Regions from separate parts of the Homo sapiens genome. Here region 2 is linked to region 1. A link is a contact called in ENCODE Hi-C or POLR2A ChIA-PET data. All regions are on one chromosome and are shown on one strand. The core of a region is the stretch at or near the end of the contact, and the rest is flanking DNA. Distances in the headings are between cores, read along the strand shown.

The links. Hi-C counts contacts between places; a loop is a spot of excess contacts on that map. ChIA-PET counts read pairs that join two places held with the same protein, here RNA polymerase II (POLR2A). Pooled maps may share reads with other maps.
Region 2: a loop to region 1 is called in a pooled map, with 5 times the contacts of the local background. The contact joins two enhancer-like sites. A Hi-C loop is called at or near these places in 3 of 168 maps with a recorded cell type or tissue (Caco-2, MCF 10A and mammary epithelial cell) and 7 of 50 pooled maps. POLR2A ChIA-PET finds 5 or more read pairs at or near these places in 4 of 52 experiments (Caco-2, T-cell, activated T-cell and 1 more).

Annotation. Positions count from the first base shown.
Region 1 is chr5:57,092,405-57,097,228 of GRCh38, forward strand. No RefSeq gene overlaps it. Among named protein-coding and RNA genes, the nearest start is that of GPBP1, 79 kb to the right of the region's middle. RefSeq lists enhancers at 1,362-1,863, 2,890-3,389 and a silencer at 3,012-3,132. Within about 2 kb of position 2,872, at least 2 of the 41 ENCODE cell types and tissues checked have a DNase peak (open chromatin) inside an H3K27ac peak, as active enhancers do.
Region 2 is chr5:57,216,075-57,220,917 of GRCh38, forward strand. All of the region lies in intron 3 of GPBP1 (GC-rich promoter binding protein 1), which reads left to right. Among named protein-coding and RNA genes, the nearest start is that of GPBP1, 44 kb to the left of the region's middle. Within about 2 kb of position 3,562, at least 5 of the 41 ENCODE cell types and tissues checked have a DNase peak (open chromatin) inside an H3K27ac peak, as active enhancers do.

The DNA of each region.
Region 1 (4,824 bases), core at 1,622-4,121:
ATCCCAGCTACTCGGGAGGCTGAGGCAGGAAAATCACTTGAACCTAGGAGGCAGAGGTTGCAATGAGCTGAGATCGTGCCACTGCACTCCAGCCTGGGTGACAGAGCAGGACTCCATCTCAGAAAAAAAAAAAAAATGAGTAACACTAAAAAAGAAATTAAATATCTCAAATTAATAACGAGTCTAGTAAAGAAATCACAGATTGAAGGAATGATAGCAACCACCTAGATGGATAAGGAATTTTATTTCATTTCTGTTCCTAAGACAGTAAGTTTATGAACAGCTCACAGTGGTATAAAGAATAATTTAAGGCAGGGGGTGGTGGCTCACTCCTGTAATCCCAGCACTTTGGGAGGCCGAGGTTGGTGGATCACTTAAGTTCAGGAGTTCGAGGCCAGCCTGGCCAACATGGTGAAACCCCATCTCTACTAAAAATACAAAAATTACCCGGACATGGTGGTGTGCACCTGTAATCTCAGCTACTTGGGAGGCTGAGGCAGGAGAATCCCTGGAACCTGGGAGGCAGAGGTTGCAGTGATCCAAGATTGTGCTACTGCACTCCAGCCTGGGCAACAGAGCTAGACTCCGTCTCAAAAAACAAAAACAAAAACAAAAACAAAACTTAAAAGGCATTGTAGGTAAGTTAATCCTTGCTTTATTATCGTTAGGCTAGGAAAATTGCTTGCCCAAAAAGAGGTGCTTTGGGTCTCAGCTTCTAGTTAATCCTTTGAGGCGTTCTCACCTGGATTTTTGTCCCTGAGTTGTGACAATGTCTCCCAAAGTTTCAATGATCACCTTTACACAGATGTCTCTGTCTCTCTAACTTCACCATTCTAGGGGCCTCACATTCATGTCACTAATGGTCTACTGATTATAGTGTAATTAATTCTCCCATTTTGCCCAGAAATAGAGGGTTTCTGGGTGGACTTTCAGTGCCAAAGCTGGGAAAGGGCTATCTAAAAGTGCTGGGATTACAGGCATGAGCCAACATGCCCAGCGAGATCATGCCACTGCACTCCAGCCTGACGACAGAGTGAGACTTCGTCTCAAAAAAAAAAAAAAAAAAAAAAAAATTAGCCGGGTTGACTGTAATCCCAGCTACTCAGGAGGCTGAGGCAGGAGAATTGCTTGAACCCAGGAGGTGGAGGTTGCATTGAGCCAAGATTGCGCCATTGCACTCCAGCCTGGGCAACAAGAGCATAACTCTGCCTCAAAAAAAAAAAAAAAATTGTTCTCGGCCAGGCATAGTGGCTCACACCTGTAATCCCAGCAATTTGGGAGGCCGAGGTGGGTGGATCACCTGAGGTCAGGAGTTCAGGACCAGCCTGGCCAATATGGTGAAACCTCGTCTCTACTAAAAACACAAAAATTAGCTGTGCATTGTGACACATGCCTGTAATCCCACCTACTTGGGAGGCTGAGGCAGGAGAATCGCTTGAACCCGGGAGGCGGAGGTTGCGGTGAGCCAAGATCATGCTATTGCACTCTAGCCTGGGTGATAAGAGGAAGACTCCATCTCAAAAAAAAAAAAAGAAAAGAGAATGGTTCTCATTTTTTCACACATGAACTATTGCAAAGGCCTCCTGTTATAAAATGAAATGATATTTAAAATATTCACCCCTAGCATATGTCTCATTACTTGTATTTATGTATTTGTTCTTCTTTCTTTCTTTCTTTCTTTCTTTCTTCTTTCTTTTTCTTTCTTTCTTTCTTTTTTTAATGGAGACAGAGTCTCGCTCTATTGCCCAGGCTGGAGTGCAGTGGCACTATCTCGGCTCACTGTTACCTCTGCCTCCTGGGCTCAAGCGGTTCTCCCTCCTCAGCCTCCTGAGTAGCTGGGACTATAGGCATGTGCCACCATGCCCAGCTAGTTTTTTGTATTTTTTAGTAGAAATGGGGTTTTGCCATGTTGGCCAGGCTGGTCTCAAACTCCTGACCTCAAGTGATCTTCCCACCTCGGCCTCCCAGTGTGCTGGGGTTAGAAGTGAGCCACCGCACCTGGCCTTATGTTTCCTGATTAATAAAAATTAATATGTCTTAGTTTCAGTGAAAGGCTGAGTAAGTGTTCTAGAGTAAAGGAGACTAAAGGGACAAGATAGAATCTTGGTTCTGGCAGGATAGTGTTGCTACAAAGGATAACATTGAAATAATCAGTGAAAACTGAGTATGGACTGTGTATCAGGTGATAGTATTTTTTTCTCTTTTTTTAAAGTAGAGGCAGCACATGGAAGCTGACATCGTGAATTTTTGCCCCAGAACAACTGCAGGAATAAATCAGGTCCTCTCAGGAGAGGACCCACAGACCTCCTGAAGGAAGCAGATTGCTCCTGCAGGACCAGGGAGACACCTCAAATACTGTGAGTGCCAAAACTGTGGAAGTGGGAAAGGGAGATGGTCCACCCCGAACACACCCACTGGGGAAACTGAAGGCCTAGATTATGGGAGAAGATTTCGACCCTATCTGGAACTGAGTCAGTTTAGCGAGCTGAGTGAAATACAGGGGTAGAGGAAGCAGCAGGAAAACCCCTGGGAGCTCCCTGGGTCCCCTAGCAACCTGTTTCTGCCTGGTCTCACAGGGGTCCTCCAGGAGAGCGGCCAGAGGTGCTGGGCCAAGGCCACAGGGAGAAGGAAATCTCCAGCTGAACTCTGTAACAATTTGAACTGATAGAGAAGCCTCCTGGCCAGAACTCAGGGGAGGGTGTGAATCCAGTGTGCAGACTCCACAGGCTGGGGTAGAAGGAAAGGCATATTTGCTTTCACAGCTAGGAGGCGGGTAGCCTGGGGCAAGTTTTTAGCTCTGCTCTCCCACTGCCTGGAAACAGACTAGGTGCTGTTGTAGGGTTGCACAGTGGGAGTGAGACCAGCCCTTTGGATTGCGTGGGAGCTGGGTGAGGCCTGTGACTGCCAGCTTTCCCCAACCTCTCTGACAACGTGCATGACACAAAAGAGGCAGCCATAATCCTCCTAGGTACACAACTCCATTGACCTGGGAACCTCAGCCCCATCCCCTACAGCAGCCACAGCAAGACCCGCCCAAGGAGAGTCTGAGCTCAGACACGCCTAGCCCTGCCCCATCTGATGGTCCTTCCCTACCCACCCTGGTAACTGAAGACAAAGGGCATACATTCTTGGGAGTTCTAGGGCCCCACCCACTGCCTGTTCCTCTCCATACTACCACAGCTGATGCTCTCTGGAAAGCGCCACCTCCTGGCAGGAGGCAACCAGCATAAAAGTAGGGCATTAAACCATCAAAGCTAAGAACCCTCATAGAGTCCATTTCACCCCTCTGCCACCTCCACTAGAACAGGTGCTGATATCCACAGCTGAGAGACCCACAGACGGTTCACATCACTGAACTCTGTGCAGACAGCCTCCAGTACTGGCCCAGAGCCTGGTAGACTTGCTGGGTCGCTAGATCCAGAAGAGTTATAATAATCACTACAGCTCAGCTCTCAGGAAGCCACATACATAGGAAAAGGGGGAGAGTACTACATCAAGGGAACACCCCATGGGACAAAAGAATCTGAACAACAGCCTTCAGCCCTAGACCTTCCCTCTGACAGAAACTACCAAAATAAGAAGGAACCAGAAAACCAACTCTGGTAATATGACAAAACAAGGTTGTTTAACACCCCCCAAAAAAATCATACTAGCTCACCAGCAATGAACCCAAACCAAGAAGAAATCCAGATTTACCCAAAAAAGAATTCAGGTGGTTAGTTGTTAAGCTAATCAGGGAGGCAGCAGAGAAAGGTGAAGCCCAGTGTAAGCAAATCCAAAATATGATACAAGAAGTGAAGAGAGAAATATTCAAGGAAATAGATAGCATAAATAAAAAACAATCAAAACTTTTGGAAACAATGGACACACTTATAGAAATGCAAAATGCCCTGGAAAGTCTCAGCAATAGAATTGAACAAGTAGAAGAAAGAAATTCAGAGCTCAAAGACAAGGTCTTTGAATTAACCCAATCCAATAAAGACAAAGAAAAAAGAATAAGAAAATATAAACAAAGCCTCCAAGAAGTCTGGGATTATGTTAAATGACCAAATATAAGAATAATTGCTGTTCTTGAGAAAGGAGAGAAATTTAAAAGTTTGGAAAACATATTTGGGGGAATAATTGAGGAAAACTTACCCAACCTTGCTAGAGACCTAGACATCCAAATGCAAGAAGCACAAAAACACCTGGAAAATTCATCACAAAAAGATCATCGTCTAGACACATTGTCATCAGGTTATCTAAAGTTAAGATGAAGGAAAGAATCTTAACAGCTGAGAGACAAAAGCACCAGGTAACACATAAAGGAAAATCTATCAGATTAACAGCAGATTTCTCAGCAGAAAACCTACAAGCTAGAAGGGACTGAGGCCATATCTTCAGCCTCCTCAAACAAAACAATTATCAGCCAAGAATTTTGTATCCAGCAAAATTAAGCTTCATATATGAAGAAAAGATACAGTCTTTTTCAGACAAACAAATGCTGAGAGAATTTACCACTACCAACCCATCAGTACAAGAACTGTTAAAAGGAGCTCTAAATCTTGACACAAATCCTGGAAACACATCAAAACAGAACCTCTTTAGAACATAAATCACACAAGACCTATAAAACAAAAACACAATTAAAAAAAAAACATCAAGGTATACAGGCAACAAATAACATGATGAATGGAATGGTACCTCACATCTCAATACTAACATTGAATGTAAGTGGTCTAAATGCTCCACTTAAAAGATAAAGAATTGCAGAATGAATAAGAATTCACCAACCATCTTATATGGGTATGAGGACTCACACAAACTTAACGTAAAGGGGTGGAA
Region 2 (4,843 bases), core at 2,312-4,811, 120 kb after region 1:
GCAAGAGCAATTAGGGCCTCAGTGTTCTTGGGCTGATGAACCTGGGGTAGAGCCTTCATTCTGTGAGTGGGGGTTGGGTGGAATAAAGGAGCTCCAGAGTTCTCGACTGTAGTTACCAGAAATTTAACTTCTTCAGTTGGAATTGGAGAGGGTGAGAAATGTTGGCAGTCTGCCTCTCCCAGTAAGGTGTACCCCCCTTGTTTAGAAGATGAGAGAGGGGAAGAAACCTGTCTTCTTGATTACAGCTGCCCAGATTGGATGTGGGGAGGGTAGCTGGTTGTAGCTCAAGTGCTGCAGACTCTTGCAATTGAGTTTTAGTCTGAACAAGTATAACTGGGGAAAACGATTAAAAAACAAAACACCGTGGTCGGGCGTGGTGGCTCACACCTGTAATCCCAGCACTTTGGGAGGCACAGGTGGGCAGATCACTTGAGGTCAAGAATTCGAGACCAGCCTAGCTAACATGGCCCAAACCCCGTCTCTACTAAAAATACAAAAATTAGCTAGGTGCGGTGGCATGAGAATCACTTGAACCCGGGAGGTAGAGGTTGCAGGGAGCCGAGATCGTGCCACTGCAGTCCAGCCTGGGTGAAGGAGTGAGACTCTGTCTCAAAAACAAAACAAAACAAAAAACACTAAAAGTCTGAAAATTATTCTAAGGGCACATAGCAAATGAAGAAACATTTATTTAAGAAAATCTGAAAACTTCGTGTTTCTGTACTATTCTTCTGATAACCTGCTTTACTTTCTCCTTATGAACATTTTTTCAAAGCCTTTTCATATATCTGGAACGCTTTTTTTTTTTCATATAAATAAGACTCGAATGGCTCATGACTACAATTTCAGGAATGTGAATTTTGCAATATCGTTATATATTAGGACTCACTAAGGAATGTTGATTTAACTTATATAAATAAAAATAGAATAGTTTTTTACAGGTACATTTACAGACATTCAAGGAGAGTGCAAATTATTAAAATTGTCTATTTTTAAGATGTGCTAAGAATAAATTTTTGAAGCAGATGCTAGAAATGGACTTTTTTGATAGATTATATGCCACTAGTGATTTCTTTAATAGTCTGCAAAGTGGAAAATAGCGGCGTATTCTGATAAAAAGTTGTAATACAATTTTTTTGGTCAAGTTATTTTGTTAGGGGAGCTTTTTGATGGGCCTTCCCTCCAGCATGATCTAGTGTGTAAACATAAAACAACTACTGCCTGGGTGCGGTGGCTCACGCCTATAATCCCAGCACTTTGGGAGGCCGAGGCGGGCGGATCACCTGAGGTCAGGAGTTTGAGACCAGCCTGACCAACATGGAGAAACCCCGTCTCTACTAAAAATACAAAATTATCCCGGTGTGGTGGTGCATACCTTAATCCCAGCTACTTGGGAGGCTGAGGCTGGAGAATCGCTTTAACCGGGAGGGTGGAGGTTGTGGTGAGCCGAGATTGTGCCATTGCACTCCAGCCTGGGCAAGAAGAGTGAAATACTGTCTCAAAACAAACAAACAAAAAACACAAAAAAACACAACTACAAGTGGTCAAAGATCTACCTGTAACTGTCTAGATATTTGCCTCTAAATAATGAGACAATGCGAATGCAAAGAGCCAGTATGATTAAGAATATGACCATTTTCAGAAAAAGCATATTGACTCTCTTGGGTCAGATATGGTGGCTCACACCTATAATCCCAGTACTATGGGAGGCTGAGGCTGGAGAATCTCTTGAGGCCAGGAGTTTGAGAACAGCCTGGGCAACATGGTGAAACCCTGCCTCTCTACAAAAGTAAATTAAATAAATGAAAATTTTCACACAGATTAAGAGTTTATTTAAAAATATCTTTCTCATAAATACTAGTTAATTTCTTTTCACTTATGAAATTTTTTATAGTAATTTATACTTTTGGTTCAGGCAAGCTGTGTTCATTTTGATTTAAAGTAATTCCTATAGGTGTTTTGACTTTTCTAGACTATAAGACCTGTGTAAAAGAAAAAAAAACAAAAAAACCCCACTTTTTTTCCTCTCTACTCTCAACACAGAACACTTCTATAACCACATAATTTGGATTCTCCCCCTCAAAGCAGTTCTCCAGCAGACACTACCTGGGTATCCTATAATTCATTTCAGTTCTGACACTGTCTGCTTGGGATAGGGTCAGATCCCACAGGTTAAATGTTCAGTCCCACAAGACTGCTTTCACTTCAGATGCCAATAGCCAGTCCCAGTCACCAGTACTCCTCACTGGTTACAAACCAGGATTTCTGCAACCACCCCCATTGGGTCTGAACAATTTGTTGGGATGGCTCAAAGAATTCAGGGAAACACATTTGCTGATTTTATTATAAAGGATACAGGTGAATAGATTGATAATGGTGAGGTATTAGGTGAGGGGAGGTGGTGTGGTGTGTGGAGCTTCCATGCCCTGTCTGGGTGTACTACCCTCCCAGCACTTTCATGTGTTCAGCAATTGGTCTATGGGTGGTGGGGCTGAAAGTTCATACCCTCTAATCACTTGATTTTTCCTGTTACTGGCCCTGTGCTGAGACTGTTGGGGGCCCCAGTCTAAGTGACTATTAACATAAACTTGAGTTATCACAGGGACTTGATAACTTGATTTCACCTCAAGTGATCCGCCTGCCTCTACCTCCCAGTGTGCTGGGATAACAGGCGTGAGCCACCACGCTCGAGCCAGAATCAATTTTATAATTTGGCATTTTGTTCTCCCATAAGGACTTACCAGGTCCTAATAAATTTTGGCCATATGTGTTGAAAAAGATACACTTAAGTTATAAAATTCTCCTATAGAATATAATTTTAGGGTTTGAAGATGGATCTTAGTGATCATCTAAACCTTATACAGATTTTGGAAGGTTAACTGAATTGTTTTCACATAGCTGATTAGTGTGAGCCTAGATTAGAATCCAGGATGTATCTCCTATTCTGTGATCTTTCCATAGGACTCATTTTGGAATTCTGTAAAATGAGTAAAAATTCATAGACTGTAAAAAAGGGATTTGAGGCCGGGCGTGGTGACTCACGTCTGTAATCCCAGCACTTTAGGAGGCCAAGGCTGGTGGATCACCTGAGGTCAGGAGTTCAAGACCAGCCTGGCCAACATGGTGAAACCCCGTTTCTACTAAAAATACAAAAATTAGCCGGGTATGGTGGCACATGCCTGTGGTCCCAGCTACTCGGGAGGCTGAGGCAGGAGAATTGCTTGAACCCGGGAGGCAGAGGTTGCAGTGAGCCCAGATCCCGCCACTGAACTCCAGCCTGGGTGACAGAGCGAGACTCTGTCTCAAAAAAAAAAAAAAAAAAAAAAAAAAAACCAAAAACAAACAAACAAAAAAAAAAACAACAAAACCACACACACAAAAAACAAATAATTAAAATTTAAAAAAAAAGGTACTTGAAATTGTTGGGGAATGGAGACCTCTGTTGATTAAGCCACTGAAATCAATTCTTGTTATTGACTTTTGCCACCTTCTCATTCGTGTGTGGGTCCCTGGAATTCCCCTGTACCGAGCTGCTCTTGTTTGTCTTTTAAGTCAGCATTTTCCCCAGTCCTGCCTGGATGCATATGGGTTTCCTGCTTTCCTCTTTTGTCATTTTCTCTGAAATAAATGTAAGACTTCTTGTAATTTTTAAGTGATTTCATAGCTAACATAAAGCACAGTAATAAAAATTAGCATCTGGGCCGGGTGCGGTGGCTCATGCCTGTAATCCCAGCACTTTGGGAGGCCGAAGCAGGGGGATCACCTGAGGTTGGGAGTTCGAGACCAGCTGGACCAACGTGGAAAAACCCTGTCTCTACTAAAAGTACAAAACTAGCTGGGCTTGGTGGCGCGTGCCTGTAATCCTAGCTACTCGGGAGGCTGAGCAGGAGAATCGCTTGAACCTGGGAGGCAGAGGTTGTAGTGAGCTGAGATCGTGTCATTGCACTTCAGCCTGGGCAACAAGAGTGAGACCCTGTCTCAAAAAAAAAAAAAAAATCTGGAAAGATACACAAAACATTAAAAAAAGCTTGTAAATACTTGTCTTCATTTAAATGTTAACTTGAAGTTAAGATTGGTAATTTAAAAAATTAAAAAAAAAATAGAGACAGGGTCTCACTATCTTGCCCAGGCTGGTCTTGAACTACTGAGCTCAGGAGATGCTTCTGCCTTGGCCTCCCAAAGTGTGATTACAGATGTGAGCCATTGAGCCTGGCTGATAATTGTTAACGTGCGTTGAAATTCTCAATGCTTTTTGGACCTGACTCTTGATTAATTTATATAGGCCCTCATAATGATGATGATTTTACTCTTAGAATTTGGAACACCAGTTCTAAATTCTGAATTCTTCTAATTAAAAATTAGCTTTAGAAAATAGTTGACAATTTAAACTTTTTTTTTTTTTTTTTGAGATGGAGTCTCGCTCTGTCGCCCAAGCTGGAATGCAGTGGTGTGATCTCTGCTCACTGTAACCTCTGCCCCCCAGGTTCAAACGATTCTCCTGCCTCAGCCTCCTGAGTAGTTGGGATTACAGGTTCCTGCTATCACACCCAGCTGATTTTTGTATTTTTAGTAGAGATGGGGTTTCATCATATTGTCCAGGCTGGTCTTGAACTCCTGACCTCAGGTGATCAACCTGACTCGGCCTCTCATAGTGCTAGGATTACAGGCACGAGCCACTGCACCCCGCCCAATTTGAACTCTTAACTAGCAGTATTTGAGATTTGTTTCTTTGCCCAAAGTGGTTTTGACAAACACAATACTTTCTAGTGATACTTTTATTGTACCTTTTCTGTCTTATTCTTTCTCAGAATCATCATTTATGAATTCTATTTGTAATTAACCTCTT